Regions from separate parts of the Homo sapiens genome. Here region 1 is linked to region 2. A link is an interaction called in ENCODE POLR2A ChIA-PET data of the cell type or tissue named here. Cell type or tissue: A673. All regions are shown on one strand.

Region 1 (8,000 bases), 340 kb after region 2:
CAGCTAATTTTTTGTACTTTTTGTAGAGACGGGGTTTCTCCATGTTGGCCAGGCTGGTTTTGAATTCCTGGGCTCAAGCTATCCTCCCACCTCGGCCTCTCAAAGTGCAGGGATTACAGGCATGATCCACTGTGCCTGGCCTGTTTGTTTTTAACTGTAGGTGGGTAAGACTAAACCAACTCCCAGAGGGAAGCCCCTTCCTTTCTTTGCCCCTCTGATTATCTGTCCTGCTGTCACTCTCTATACCGTCATGAAGCCATGAATGTGCTTTTCAAGAGCTTTAAAGCATTCCTGTTTTAAATATCTCATTTTTTAATCTGCCCCAGGCTTGTCATGCTGCTTTGCATGCTCAGTTTTCTTCAAATAAACTTTTTAATTGAAGCATACCAAATATATAAAATACAGAAACTATATGTGTCCTACAAGAATTTCCACTCTGTGAATGCATCAGTGTAGTTGCTACTTAGATAAAGAAACAGAGTATCACAAACACTGGAAGCCCTTCTGATGCCTGCTCCTAGTCATTGATCCCAAAGGTAACCCCCACCCTGACTTTTAACACCATCATTACTTGTGCCTGTTTTTGAGGTTTCTATAAGTAGAATCATACCTATGAACTCCTGTGTTTAACCTCTTTTGCTTAATATTATCTCTGTGAGATTTAGGTTGTTATGTATAGTGGTAGTTCATTTTCCTTGCTGTATAGTATTCCATTGTATGACTGTCACAGTTTATTCATCTAATAATAAATTAGACTTATTATTGCATTAATAATAAATGGTGATAAATTGCTTGCTTTTTTTTTTTTGGATCTCACTCTGTTGCCCAGGCTGGAGTGCAGTGGCGTGATCTCGGCTCACTGCAACCTCCACCTCCCAGGTTCAAGCAATTCTCCTGCTTTGGCCTCCCAAGTATCTGGGACTACAGGCGCACACCACCATGCCTGGCTAATTTTTGTAATTTTAGTAGAGATGGGGTTTCACAATGTTGGCCAGGCTGGTCTCAAACTCCTTACCTCAGGTGATGCACCTGCCTTAGCCTCCCAAGGTGCTGGAATTACAGGCATAAGCCACCATGCCTGGCCGATAAACTGCATCATTGACCATCCTTCCTATATCCATACCCTTTGTCATGTAACTCTTCAATGCCTTCCCACTGTGGGCACGGTGCAATTCCCTGCATGGGTTTGACCATGTGATTTGCTTTGGTTACAAGGATATTAGCAGAAGTTATGCCATCTTGAAAAAAATGCTCTGAAGATTTGTTTTGCTAGCTCTTGTCTCTCTGCTGTTGCCATGAGACAAAGAGGTGCAAGCTGGTCCTAGGAGCAGGATGAGAGATGTGTAAAGCAGTGCCTCCCCTGAACCCTCCAGAACCCAGCCTAGATGAGCCAGCCATAGAAGCATGAGCTAAAAAATATGCCATTGCTGTATGCCATGGGGATTTGTGTGGCCATAGTTAATTGACACTCCATTCTACAGTTGATGGACCTTGGTGTCATTCTCTGTTTTTGGTAATTACAGTAATGTTGATATGAACATTCTGGTACATATCTTTTGGTGCACACATCTACAGTTTTCCCCATTGCTCAAGAATGTAAAAATTAATAACATGTCCTTATGCAATTTCCTTTATTAATTTTATTATGAAATATATATCCAAAAAGTAAAAGTAACATCTATGTGTCTTTGTTTTCATCTAAGCCTCTGGAGAGATTTACAGTAATTGCAAACAATAATTTCTATGGCAAAAGTGGTTAAGACCTCACTCTTTAACGGTGTGTGCAGCTGCTTACTTTCCTGCAAATAGAAGGCCTTGGGAGGCCAGTGGGAACATGGCCTGGTGGGATCTAAGTTGTTTCTCTTTGCCTCTACAAGCTAAACCAAACCCACTTTGAACTTGTTCTCTCCCAGTTGGTGCCCTTGTCAGGGCCATACATCACCAGCATGCTTCCCCCAGATGACCACTTCAACTATACATCATCCAAGTGAGCTGGGGCTCTCTTAACGTATTGCTCTTATACATCAACAAAGTGAGCTGCGGCTCCAGGAATCTATTAGTGTAATACACCACTAGGGTAAGGCATACTGATAGAGCAAAGCTGGTCGATCTGTGAATTGTAGATATCTAGGAGTTCGGGTCAAGAGAGTAATGCAGATTTCAGGTTGGATTGATGTGGCTATGAATGGTATTTTATGATATAAAGTTTACCTCTGATTTAGAAAGTAATTTAACGTGGGTGACAGCTCAGGTTCGGGCTAAGAGAGGTCGACATGGTAGATATCTGTAACTCTTGGAAGATGTGTTTCAGGAATAAATTACTGTTCTTGATACTTTTATTTCATTTTGCGATATGTCACGGGGGGCACCAGAAAATTGGCCTGGGAGGAAAGTTTTGCACATAAAGCAAAACGGGCTCATTCTGCTGCCTGCCAGGTAAATAAATATGAGGGGAGTGTGGCCTTTGGAAGGCTCAGTTACCATCTGTTTCAGTTGGTCAAAGCTGCATTCTCAGGGTCTTGCTCTTGACCTAATGTTTATGTAACAAAGCAGCACAGCAGTTACAATGCATAAATTGTTATCAGTTTCTGCAAGACTCCAGAGATCAGAAGAATTGTAGCGTTTAGGCAGAGGAACAAGGGAATACAGAAAGTACAATGACCAGACCCCAATGGGTGGTTCAAATAAATTAGGCCCCACATCAGGGGCACATAGCTACATTTGTTGCTCAGGACAGAAGCAGCTCTGTTCTGTACCATAGGCATAACAACCATATGCATAACTGACAGCTTCTGATGAGACATGGAAAGAATTTTCTGGAGACTCTCAAGAGTTACCCACAACTTCATTAGCTATAAAAACAATGGTAGCAAACACTTACTAAATAATTATCCATTGATTCACTTAATGCTCACAACAGCCTTATGAGTTAGGACCTATTAGCTGTCTCTGAAAGTTCAGAAGAGTGAAGCACAGAAGAGTTGAGGGACTTGCCCTATGTCACACAGCTGCTACAGGTAAATGATGAAGATGGGATGAAGCCAGGTAATCTGGATCCAGACTTTCTGCTGTTAGCCACCAAGAGCAGAGCCCCAAACCTAGCTGCACATCAGTATCACCTGGGTAGCTTTTTTTTTTTTTTTTTTTTCTGAGACAGAGTCTTGCTTTGTCTCCCAGGCTGGAATGCAGTAGTCGCAATCTTGGCTCACAGCAACCTCCACTTCCCAGCTCAAGCAATCCTCCAGCTTCAGCCTCCTAAAGTGTTGGGATTACAGGCATGAGACACTGCTTCCAGCACTGGGTAGCTTTTTAAAAATACTAACACCTGACTAGGTGCAGTGGCTCACGCCTATAATCCCAGCGCTTTGGGAGGCTGAGGTGGGAGGATCACTTGAGGTCAGGAGTTCGAGACCAGCCTGGCCAACATGGTGAAACCCCATCTATACTAAAAGTACAAAAAATTAGCTGGGTGTGATGGCTGGTGCCTGTAACCCCAGCTACTAGGGAGGCTGAGGCATGAGAATCACTTGAACTTGGGAGATGGAGGTTGCAGTGAGCTGAGATCGCGCCACTGCACTCCAGCCTGGGGACAGAGTGAGACTCCGTCTCAAAAAAAAAAAAAACAACCCTGACTCTCAGAGATTTTGATTTATAATTGGTCTGGGGTAGGAATGACCTATACATAGGTTTTTGCAGCTTATTTTCTATTGTGCAGGCAAAATGAGAAATAACTCGATATCTGTCAATAAATGGTACTTATTTTTATTATAATATTTTAATGCAAATACACCTGAAAAGGGCAGAAGTCACTTTCCAATCAGCAAGTGCGAGGCAGTGCCACCTGGGTAGTGAGTCACTCATTGGCTCAATGGCAACACCCAGAGGCAAAGTAAACAACTGCAGATTACTATGCGTTGCCTAGCTTAGACATCAGATGCCAGCTGCCTCACAGGGCCTAATATAAGTCATGGGCCCCTTTTAAAAGTAGAAAGTGGGCTGGGCATGGTGGCTTATGCCCTGTAATTCCAGCACCTTGAGAGGACAAGGCAGGAGGATCATTTGATGTCAGGAGTTCGAGACCAGCCTGGCCAACATGGTGAAACCCTGTCTCTACTAAAAATACAAAAATTAGCTGGGCATGGTGGTGGGCGCCTGTAATCCCAGCTAGTTGGGAGGCTGAGGCAGGAGAACTGCTTAAAAGAAAAAAAAACCCTGGAGGCAGAGGTTGCCGTGAGTCAAGATTGCACAACTGCACTCAGCCTGGGCAACAGAGTGAGACTCCACCTCAAAAAAAAAAAAAAAAAAAAAAGTAGAAAGACTTTAAAAGTAAAAGTACTTTTAAATTTAACACCAATTTTTGGAAAGATTTTAGAAATTTCTGCTTATCTCAAAGGCAATGAGTATTTTGTTCCAGTGGAGATGCCTTACATAGTTCATATCAGTCGTGATAGAGCTTGTGTTCTGTCATTTCAGGCAGCTGAGACAGAACCACGTGCCATTTTTATAGGGGCTCCCTTCCCGTGGGTGTGCCCACTCGCCCCTGTGTGGGGAATCTTTTTTTTTTTTTTTTTTTTTTTTTTGAGACCGAGTCTCGCGCTGTTTCCCAAGCTGGAGTGCAGTGGCGCGATCTCGGCTCACTACAACCTCCGCCTCCCAGGTTCAAGCGATTCTCCTGTCTTGCCCTCCCGAGTAGCTGGGACTACAGGTGCGTGCCACCACACCCAGCTGATTTTTTAAATTTTTAGTAGAGATGGGGTTTCACCATGTTAGCCAGGATGGTCTCTATCTCCTGACCTCGTGATCCGCCCGCCTCGGCCTCCCAAAGTGCTGGGATTACAGGCGTGAGCCACCGTGCCTAGCCCCTGTGTGGGGAATCTCAATGCTGCCTCGTTCTAGTTCTCACTGCCTGACAACTCCAATCTACACTGCAGGCCAAATGGAAAATGGCACAAACCCAACTCATTCACACATCCATTTGGCATTTGCAACAAAAATCAGGAAACATGGTCATTCTTCAAGGGTTTTCTATGTAATGAGGACAGAATGCAGATACAAATTAACATCTTAATATTACAAATTCTTTGAACAGTATATTAATGTTTCTTATGCAATATAACCAGGTGAAATTACCTGAAACTGACCATTAAGCTTTTCGATGCTAATACAGAGTGTAGATCTTTCTGTGCAACATTTGATTTTAGCCCAAAGCTTTAAACCCTATTAACATCTAAATGCTGAATGAGGCTATAAAATATGCATATATAATTTTGGGAACTGAAACAGATAACCTTTTAAAATATAATTGATGACACCTGTAATCCCAGCACTTTGAGAAGCTGAGGTGGGCACATCACTTGAGCCCAGGAGTTCAAGACCAGCCTGAGCAACATAGCAACACTTCATCTCTACAAGAAATACAAAAAAATTAGCCAGGCATGGTGGCATGTGCCTGTAGTGCCAGCTACTTGGGAGGCTGAGGTGGGAGGATCAACTGAGCACGGGAGGGTAAAGCTCTAGTGAGCCATGATCATAACACTGTACTGTAGCCTGGGCTACTGAATGAGACCGTGTATCAAATATACAAATAATTGAAAAAATCTAAGATGCCCACAAAAATCTTAATTTCATAACTGTTCTGATATGCATTATATATAATAGTTACACTATATCCGATAGTGATAAGTGCTATGGAGAAAAAAAAGACTGCAAGGGATAGAAAGTGCTAGGGTAGCCTTGTGCGGTGGCTCACACCTGTAATCCCAGCACTTTGGGAGGCCAAGGCGGGTGGATCACCTGAGGTCAAGAGTTCAAGACCAGCTTGGCCCACATGATGAAACCCTGTCTCTACTAAAAATACAAAAATTAGCAGGGCGTGGTGGCAGGCCCCTGTAATCCCAGCTACTTGGGAGGCTGAGGCAGGAGAATCGCTTGAACCCGGGAGGTGGAGGTTGCAGTGAGCCGAGACCTCACCATTGCACTCCAGCCTGGGTGACACAGTGAGACTCCGTCTCAAAAAAAAAAAAAAAAAAAAGGAAGAAAGTGTGCTAGGGTCATATGAGTAGGGGTTGCTATTTTATTTAGGGTGGTCAAGGAAGACCTCACTGATAAGATGTAAGAGCAGAGACCTGCAAGAAATGATGAAGCTAGTCATGTGGATACCAGGGAAGAGCATTGGAGGCAGAGGAAACAGCAAATCCCAAGGCTTGAGACAGCATGGGGTCCTAGGCGCTCAAGCTGAGTACATGCAGGAGTGGCAGCAGATGAGAGTTCGATTAGTAAGGGGAGAGGACAGAGCACAGAGGGGCCTCATAGACATTTGTAAGGACTTTGGTTTTTCTGTTGTTGTTTGTTTTGTAGAGACAGGGCCTTGCTGATTTTGCCCAGGCTGGTTTCGAACTCCTGGGCTCAAGGGAACTGCCTGCCTCAGCCTCCCAAAGTGCTAGGATTATAGGCATGAGCCACTATGCCTGGCCAGGACTTTGGATTTGACTCCGAGTAGAGAACCACTGGAGGGTTGTAAGTAGAGGAATGACAGATCTGCCATTTTTTTTTTTTTTTTTTTTTTTTCAGAAGATTCACTCTTTCTGCTGTATGGGGAATAGACTGTTGGGGCTAAGACCAGAAGTCAGTAGATATACAAGAGGAGACAGTGGTGGTCATCAAGTGTTGTCCTCCCACAAACTCCAATAGACTATTCTCCAGTCACACAGGACCAAACTTACAGAGTTCATAAAAATGAACCTTTGGCAAGGATGTTATCCCAGCACTTGAAATAGTTCACATACATATCTGGGGGTCAGGAAGTCTTCCCTTGAGGCTCTGTTGAAGTCTAAGCTTATTAAACAACCACGAAATATTAGAAACCAGTACCAAGATCCAACTAGGGAGCAGTGTGGGATCCACAAAGTTTGGGACAATTGGCTGTGTTTTGTAAAGCAGGAACAAGTTATCCATATTGGTGTCAACGTGACCATGGATTAAAAGTCTTGAGTATGGTGGCTCACGCCTGTAATCCCAGCACTGTGGGAGGCCGAGGCGGGTGGATCCTTGAGACCAGGAGTTTGAGACCTGCCTGGCCAACATGGTGAAACCCCATCTCTACTAAAAATACAAAAATTAGCCGGGCGTGGTGGTGGGCACCTGTAATCCCAGCTACTTGGGAGGCTGAGGCAGGAGAATCCCTTGAACCTGAAAGGTGGAGGTTGCAGTGAGCTGATATTGCACCACTGCACTCCAGCCTGGGTGACAGAGTGAAACTCTGTCTCAAAAAAAAAAGTGTCTTCAGTATGATAAACCCACACAGGAAGAATTGATTAACTGTTGTTAATTAGATGACAAGAACAACAAAGTCGAGTGGGCTTTGTGGAGTGTGCTACCTGAGAGTCCATTTGGTCAGGGACCTAACTGGCCTGATGTGATCCCATAGTGAGGGAGGGAGCAGGGGAAATGACTGCCTAGTCCTCACTCTCCTGCCTCCCTCCAGACTCCCCCTGGGGCCAAATCCAACAAGAAGCCAGACAAGGCAAGGGAACCCCCTGGAATGGGCCATATGGTTCAGCCTCCCCAGCATACAGCCAAGTGGAAGAGGATTTAGTTTAGACCCAGAAAAGCAAGCAATTTCAAGGTCCTATTGGGAGTGTGGAGGAAATGCCCTTCCCAGTCTCTTCCCCCATTGGAGGGGGAATTCAAGAATTAGGATAGAGAGGCCAGGCATGGTGGCTCACGCCTGTAATCCCAGCACTTTGGGAGGCTGAGGCGGGCAGATCACTTGAGGTCAGGAGTTTGAGATTAGCCTGGCCAACATGGTGAAACCCTGTCTCTATTAAAAATATAAAAATTAGCCAGGCGTGGTGGCGGATGCCTGTAATCCCAGCTATTTGGGAGGCTGAGGCAGGAGAATTGCTTGAACCTGGGAGGCGGAGGTTGCAGTGAGCTGAGATCGTGCCACTGCACTCCAGCCTGAGCAACAAGAGTAAAATCTCCATCTCAAAAAAAAAAAA
Region 2 (8,000 bases):
GATCTGCCTGCCTTGGCCTCCCAAAGTGCTGGGATTACAGGCATGAGCCACTGCACCTGGCCATTTTTAATTTTTTTAGAGACAGAGTCTCACTATGATGCCCAGACCAGTCTCGAACTGCTGGGCTCAAGCGATCTTCCCACCTCGGCCTCCCAAAGTGCTAGGATTACAGATGTGAGCTACCCATGCCCAGGCTGCTTTTAAAACATTTGCAGCTGGGTGTGGTGGCTCATGCCTGTAATCCCAACACTTTGGGAAACCGAGGTGGGTGGATCACTTGAGCTCAGGAGTTTGAGACCAGCCTGGCCAACATGGTGAAACTCCGTCTCTACTAAAAATACAAAAATTAGCTGGACATGGTGGCGCGTGCCTGTAATCCCAGCTACTTGGAAGGCTGAGGTAGGAGAATCACTTGAACCCAGGAGGTGGAGGTTGAAGTAAGCTGAGATCGTGTCACTGCACTCCAGCCTGGGTGACAGAGTGAGACTCTGTCTCAAAAAAAGAATTTTTTCTTAATATGCTACACAGGTATAAGTGGTGATTATTACCTTAAGTGACCCCCATTTCTGGCCCTCAGTCTCCTCGTTCTCAGAATGGACAAAATGAGCTTCTGTCCTTAAAGCACTGTGATGGATGTAAATATGAATCTCAGGCAGTGCCCACTTTCATGGAAGATGTACTTACACACTCAATAAATACTTTTTGATGTTCATGATGATGAAGAGGAGGGGTGATTTCACATCATTGCTTTCTCCTTTCCTCTCACATCCCAAGCATTTCCTGGTCTTTTCATCATTTGCACCTTTTGCCCCATCATTTGGGGGTGATGGGATAAGTATGTCTTGTGGCCACTCGGCCCAGGTAGGACAGGGAGTTAGCCCCAGTAAGCTCTAACAAGCAAGACGTACTCACAAGTGTCCAGAGTCCTCACTCTGCCTTCAGAGTGGTGTGGGGCTGAGTCATATCACCAAGTGCCACCCCTGGAGCTCTGCCATTCTGCTGAACTCCCCAAATCACTCATCAACCCAAGTGCCCTGGGTTCCCACACTGTGCCCCAAGAAAGCACCCAAGGGGTTGAGAGAGGTGAGGAGGAAGCCCAGAATTAGTCACAAGAAGCAAATCAGAATCACACACAGCCAGTGTGCCCAGCCTTAGCCTAGATGCTGACCTTTTGAAAACCCAGAGTGGCTCCACCCCATCTCCTCTCCATGGCTACAAGGATTGGGATGGGGTAGCCCGGCCTGGAACAAGCTAATCCTGAGGGTATGTTGTCTAAAACTCCTGCAGTATGTTTGTCTAAAACACCACAGCTTACAAAGTACTTTCAAGATTATTTCCTTTGATCTGTGAGGCAGCCTGAGGAGATATTATCATCTTCATCCTTTAGATGAAGAAAGTGAGTCTCAAGAAAGGTAAGCGAGGTGGCCAAGGACAGGCAGCTTGTTATGAGCTCCAGTGCTTTGGTAGCTTCGTTGCTATTTGTTAACTGCCCTTTAAAAGAAGCTTATAGGGGCCAGGCATGGTGGCTCACGCCTGTAATCTCAGCACTTTGGGTGGCTAAGGTGGGTGGATCACCTAAGGTCAGGAGTTCAAGACCAGCCTGGCCAACATGGTGAAACCCCATCTCTACTAAAAATATTAAAAAATTGGCGGGAGCCTGTAATCCCAGCTACTTGGGAGGCTGAGGCAGGAGAATTGTTTGAACCAGGGAGGAGGAGGTTGCAGTGAGCTGAGATCCCATCATTGTACTCCAGCCTGGGTGACAGAGCATGACTCTGTCTCAAAAAAAAAAAAGAAGCTTATAAACCCAGGCACAGTGGTTCATGCCTGTAATCCTAGCAAACCTTGGGAGGCCAAGGTGGGGGGATCACTTGAGGCCAGGAGGTGGAGGCTGCAGCAAGCTATGATTGCACAGGAAGACTGTCTCTTTAAAAAAAAAAAAAAAGCTCATAGAACATTTAAAAGTAAAGAAATGGAGGGGAAAAAGGATCTAAAATCCACTTACTCTAACACAATCATACACAATCATTATCATTAATGATTATTGTATTTCTTCCTAGCCTTTTTTTGCAAGTCCTTTAACAATCCATAGCTGTTACACATAAAATGCAATAGCCTTCCTTTTACTCTTCACATTCTATGACATTATTTCATATCATGACATGGTCCTGATGATCATTCATTCAACAGGTAGTTAGTGAGTGCCTGAGATGTGCAGGCATGCTCCAGGCACTGGGAACACAGCCTTGAACCAACAGACAAAACCGTCTGCATGCATGGAGCTTGCATCCTGACAGGAGGGACAAGCAAGAAACGAAGAAATAAATCGACAGCATTCCATTAGTTAGCACCTAGATAAAAGAGATATACCTATAGTGTTCAAAGCTTGAGCTATGAGAAATAAAAGAGCAAAAGATCGTTTTCATCAAAAGGACTATGAAGCATGTTATGTTTTACTTAACAAAACCAGTGCTAACCATGTTACATCCTCCAGACTTGAAGTGTGTGGGTGTGTTTAACAGACACAATTTTACCTTTTTTTCCCTTTTAAGTTATCCGTCAACATTTTTCAGTCTCTCTTTAAAGAGCATCTTAAATTTGCATAATAGTCATTCATCTTAATAAAAACATTACACTGTTGTTGGACATTGTTGTTTCCTTTCAGGTTTAACTCTTTAAAAACTTCTCTAACTCAGCCGCAGGGTGCACTGCCTCATGCCTGTAGTCCCGGCACTTCAGGAGGCCAAGGTGGGTGGATCACGAGGTCAAGAGACTGAGACCATTCTGGCTAACATGGTGAAACCCTGTCTCTACTAAAAGTACAAAAAATTAGCCGGGCGTGGTGGTGCACACCTGTATTCCCAGCTACTTGGGAGGCTGAGGCAGGAGAATCGCTTGAACCCAGGAGGTGGAGGTTGCAGTGAGCCGAGATCACACCACTGCACTCCAGCCTGGGCAACAGAGCAAGATCCCATCTCAAAAAAACAAAAAACGAAAACAAAACAAAAAAACTTCTATAACTCAGTGCAGAATCGTTTAAATTTAGTACTGTTGCATTAGAAGAGAGTGGCAGAAGCAAAACTACAGGGTCGAAGGGTATAAACATTTTAAATAAACAGGATATGAAAAGTTCTAAAGCTCTTGATGAAGATTGACAATTGCTTTCTAAAGGAATCTACTCTCACCAGCCACATATGTGGGAATGCTCGTTTAACCAGTTCCTCGATGAATCTGAGCCTCATCTTCCCCAGTGGGAGATGGGAGCTCACTGATCCTCTTTCATTTTTGTCTGAATTTAAGGGAAAATTTCCAAAGGACACATGGTAGACCAGTTCCGTGATCTACTCAAACAAAGGGCGGAAACTGTCTCTCCACATTGCAGAGTTCCACAGCAGGAGGGGAATGCTGAGTTTCAATAGCTACTGCAGGAGGGGAGACGAAAACCCACCAGGGCATGGAGAAGTCTTCTTTCTTCCTGTCTGTTTTCAGGGAACTCAACTAGTCAGTAAGTCAGAAGCAGCAACTTGGCAGGGGTGGAGGTGGGGGCTCAGTCCCAATAGCCTAGAAAAGTGCCTCCTCTGTACTCTGAGATCTTGTCACACACAAACCCAGATGAGAATCAGCTTCCCTGCCCTGAAAATTCTGGGGTCTCAGCCCCATGAAAAAATAATTTCTTGCCTCGGAGAGCAATCGTGAGGATAGGAAGGGCCAAGACTTAACTGAACTCTCAAACACCGAAGTGCCTGAAATGTGTCCTGCTGGCAGAGGTGACCTCACAGGCTGCAAGGCTTGCCTCTCTTGGAGTATATGGTAGGAACATGCAGAGATGCACTTTTTGGCAGGCTGACCTAGGAGAGCCGATGTTCAATCCAAGCAGCTCCAAATGCTGAAGAGAATACAGGGGTATTTGATGGGGGGATGGGATGGATAGCCTGCGACAGAATGCCAGCCTTCAGACCCAACCTAGTGCTGAGGTGCTGATGTGCGTGCACACCCACCCGTTCCCCCAGAGCTTGCAACATCAAGACTGGCCTGTGGGGATCTGGCTAGGATGTGCACTGACTGAAATGTCTTTAGGCCAAATCCTCTTAAATCAAAAGTATAAACAGTGAATTTCCAAACCCTACAGAAACCTCAAATGAGAAATGACAGAGTCAGAAAATGGCTAATCCTCCAAGTTTGTACTGGAAGGTCTGAAAAAAGATAGAAAAAAAAAGGGGGGGCCTGGTATATATTTGAAAATCCAAAATGACACATCTTCTCTTGGAAGTGACACTTGGCTGGCAGATGCCCTTATATAAATATATTTTCTTTCGGTAATTTTCAAAATGTGAAATGTCCTTAAAAATAAGAATAAATGACTTGCTTCCTCCTGTGGGATTACTGCACCTGCAGAGTGCAGCCAGCTCTCATGCTCCCAGACACCACCCCAAATCCTCATCATCCTGAGATCAACCTCAACTACTGTGTTGAGTTTTGTCTCACCCAGTGTACGACCCGCCTCCTGATATGCATTTCACTCCCACTGCTCAAGCAAAGACGGTTGTCAAGACAGGGCTAGCAAGAGTGTTTATTGAGAAAGATGAATTCACAGAGATTTTGAGGTTCCTGGCTGAGTGATGGAGACCTCAAAAAACGCCTGGTGAGCGATTTCAGGACCTTCTGTCCAGAGGGAAAGACCAGAACAACTTCCAGGTGAGTCCTGCCGCTTCACAGGGGGAGAAGTGTCACCAGATTCAATGCAAGGGTTTTGTGAGTGAGAAGGGCAGGGGGTCTGACTTGGAGAAGGTATTTCTCTGAAAGCAACGGCTATTGTGGGAGACGGGAGAAAGCACAGCCAGAAATCAGAATGGCATTTGGGGGTCTGGGTTAGATATTCTGGTGGGTTCTCTTCCCGATGGGACAGAGAAGGAAACCCACTTCCCTTCTGTCTACTTGGTGAATCTGCGGGTCTCCGAGTTGCTGTCTGCTACATCTCATAGCACCTATCTTGGACTGGACAAAATTAGCTCAGGTACCCTGCAGGCTGAGAGGGAACAGCTAGTCACAGGAGCCTGGTTTAGGGGAGTTCAATTGTTCTGAGGTTCCGGGGAAACCGATGGAGGAGGCCTTGGGAGTCCAGGCAGCGCGCGAGGAAATGCGATGCCGGCCCGAGCAGCTTGCTGCCGCCAGAACAGGCGCGTCTGGGGAGCTCAGTCCCCTCCGGGACCTCTGGCCTCCTCTCGATGCTCCGCTGCCGCCCACCTCCAGCGGCCCGGGGCAGCTACCAGGAGGCCGAGGCAGTGTTCGCGGCCTGGGCCCGGCAACGGAACACGGAACTGTCGTCCCTGGAGAGCGAGGAGGCTGAGCTGATCCTTCGCGCCAGGCGGCCGGTGCGCCCGCAGGCCCCGTCCAGCGCCCGGGCTCGGAATGAGCGGTCCAGCAGGAGGTAGATGAGCGGGTTGGCGCAGCTGTTGACGAAGGCCAGGCAGGTGGCAATGGTGAGGCCCCAGCGCAGCGCCAGCAGCAGGGGGCACGGCAGCGGCAGCGCCCCCAGACGCGCCAGGTGGAAGACGGCCCGCAGGGCGCTGAAGGGCAGCCAGGAGCCCACAAACGTGCTCTCGATGGCGAAGATGATGCGCAGCGAGTTCCTCCGGGCCCGACCCACGTGCGGCGGCCGTCGCAGGCGGCGCGAGATGCGGCAGTAGCAGAAGAGGGTGACGACCAGGGGCAGCACGAAGGTCAGCAGCAGCAGCAGCAAGCTGAGGCCCTGGAAGGCGTGGGAGGGCTCCTCGCCGCACTGGCTGTCCTGGCCCCCAGGCAGGGGCTGCAACCCCCGGTAGACCAGGGAGGGCAGGCCGGCCAGCAGCGCCACGGCCCAGACGCCGCAGCACGAGGCCAGCGCGCAGCGCGGGGTGCGCAGTGGCCTCGCCTCGAGCAGCTTCACCACGGCCAGGTAGCGGTCCACGCTCATGCCCGCCAGCAGCAGCGCGCCCGCGCAGCGCGTGCCCGCCAGCGCGAAGCTGCTGAGCTTGCAGAGGCCATCGCCGAACGGCCAGCGGCCGCCTAGCGCCGCCGCCGCGGCCCACAGCGGCAGCGTGAGCACGAAGCCCAGGTCAGCTGCCGCCAGGTGCAGCACGAAGGTATCCACCAGCCGCCGCGGGCCCCGCCGCCCGGCCAGCAGCCACACCACAAAGGCGTTGCCCAGCAGGCCCACGGCGAAGGCCGCCAGGTAGAGCGCGGGGATGTAGACGTAGCCGTAGGGCAGGTCCCCGGCCGGACACAGCTCCAGCTCCTCCAGGCCGTCCAACCCCGAGTAGTCCCAGGGCGCTGACCCCGGGCTGGGGCTCCAGGGCTCTGTGGGGGCCATGGCCTGGCTATGAGGCCTGCGCGGAGTGCAGCCCTGGGCGCAGGCGGCAGCAGCTCTGAGCAGGAGGGGGTTTGCTCTTCACGCCCGGCCCTGCACCTCCCTTCCTGCCACCCAAGCCGGAGGCAAATGGGTGGGCAGGAAAGAGGGGAGGGAGGAGGGGATGGGGTGGGAGGGGCAGGCTTCTGTGAGAGAGATGGTGGCCTCCGATTTGGGGCTGACCCGAGGGGTAAGGGCAGGGACAGGCAAAAGGGGCTTCACATCTAAATCTTGGGAGGAAAAGTCTTCAGGGCTGGGAGACCTGCCCGGCCTCCCAGTAGGAGCGTGGCCCATTCCTCTATTAGTTGCTCAGTTTCTTTGTTCGTGAAATCGGGATACTTGCCCCACTGTCTCAGGGTCGCGTTGCAAGAGGTGGTGGGTGCCCGAGAGCCCTAACCTCTTCTCAGCCTCCACTTCACCCCTTCCCACCTGCACCCACCGGCTGCTGTCTTCTCTGTTTTAGAGGTGAGAAGACAGAGCCCCGGGATTTTATGAGTATGGGGCCTAAGGCACGCCCCACCCCAAATCCACCTGTTCCCTAGGAAAGACTCCACTGCCGGGACACAGCAGATCTGGGTGGGTGGGGGAGCCCGCCCTGGGCAGTCAAGCAGTTGTTAGCGTCCTGAGATGTGGGGCTCATGTCTTCACCCTATGAGTGGCTTCTCTGACCCAGTCAGGTCCTCATGAAGCCACGCGAAAGGGTTTTAAGGCAGCGAGGAAGGGGTGTAGTCAGATCATCCTGCTGGAAAGGGGTGAAACCTGGGATTCACATCTGCCTCTTCCCTGTCTTCTCCTATCCTAAAAAACCTGTCAAGCCAGACACAGATGTAAGCTCAGTTCAAAAGATGACACCTAATGAAACACCAGATTAGTTGTCCTAAATTATGAGTCAGGAGCTTGGAGGCAGCAAGATCCCTTCTGAACTGAGAAACTGAGAGTAAGGGGAGGATTCATAAAGACGAGGGGGAATGAAGTCTGACCCTGAGGAGGCAGTGGGACCTAAGGAGGAGAGGATGGGTGAGGGAAAGCTTGCTCTTTCTCCTGAAGGAGGCATGCAGCCACTTACATCTGAATTCTTCTTAGCAGATATCCCTTCCACAAGATATTGTGGTAGAACTGATGTCACAGTGCCCTCTGAGTCTGTCCCCAGTGTTCCCAGGTATGAGTGGCTGATGTGCCGGGCAACCCGGTGTGGAAAATTTGAGGTGGATTATCAATTTTGTTCGATTAAGACTTGTTAACAATGAACTCCTCCATGAAGCAGGCACTGTTTCAGGCACTGCAAGAGATGCCATTCTTGGCCTTCGCAGTTTGTTGCATAGGCAGGAGAGATGGTTACATAAGCAGAATCTTATGTAATCTTATGCAGGGGCCAAATTGTAGTAAATGTTAAAAACCAAGCCCTCTTAGGGTTTAGTGGAGGGGGAGTGATTATTTTTGACGGGAGGGCTGAATCAGAAAAGGCCTTCGAGGAGATGACACTTGAGATCAGTCCCAGGAAGGAGCTGAAAGTCAAATAAGAGCAGCAGAAAAGAGAAGAAAGGGTCAGACTCGGAGGAGGGAGTAAAGGGAACAAGTATACCAAAATGAGTAGGAATGTGGGCTTTTCAGGGGA

The links. Peaks named below come from ENCODE experiments on the same cell type or tissue, not always from the same donor. Only the 100,000 strongest peaks of a DNase experiment are listed, where the experiment ranks them.
Region 1: POLR2A ChIA-PET joins it to region 2 with 16 read pairs; 2 of 35 experiments call an interaction of 5 or more read pairs at or near these places.

Annotation. Positions count from the first base shown.
Region 1 is chr1:200,531,688-200,539,687 of GRCh38, reverse strand. No RefSeq gene overlaps it. Among named protein-coding and RNA genes, the nearest start is that of KIF14, 85 kb to the left of the region's middle. RefSeq lists a silencer at 3,893-3,962. In A673, a CTCF peak has its summit at 3,879; a DNase peak (open chromatin) is centred at 3,897.
Region 2 is chr1:200,871,387-200,879,386 of GRCh38, reverse strand. GPR25 (G protein-coupled receptor 25) reads right to left here and starts at 6,406. Exons shown (of 1, transcript NM_005298.4): 1 at 5,209-6,406. The coding sequence starts at 6,349. The coding sequence ends at 5,264. RefSeq lists an enhancer at 5,712-6,354. In A673, no CTCF peak of the experiment used is centred here; no DNase peak of the experiment used is centred here; H3K27me3 peaks cover 345 bases.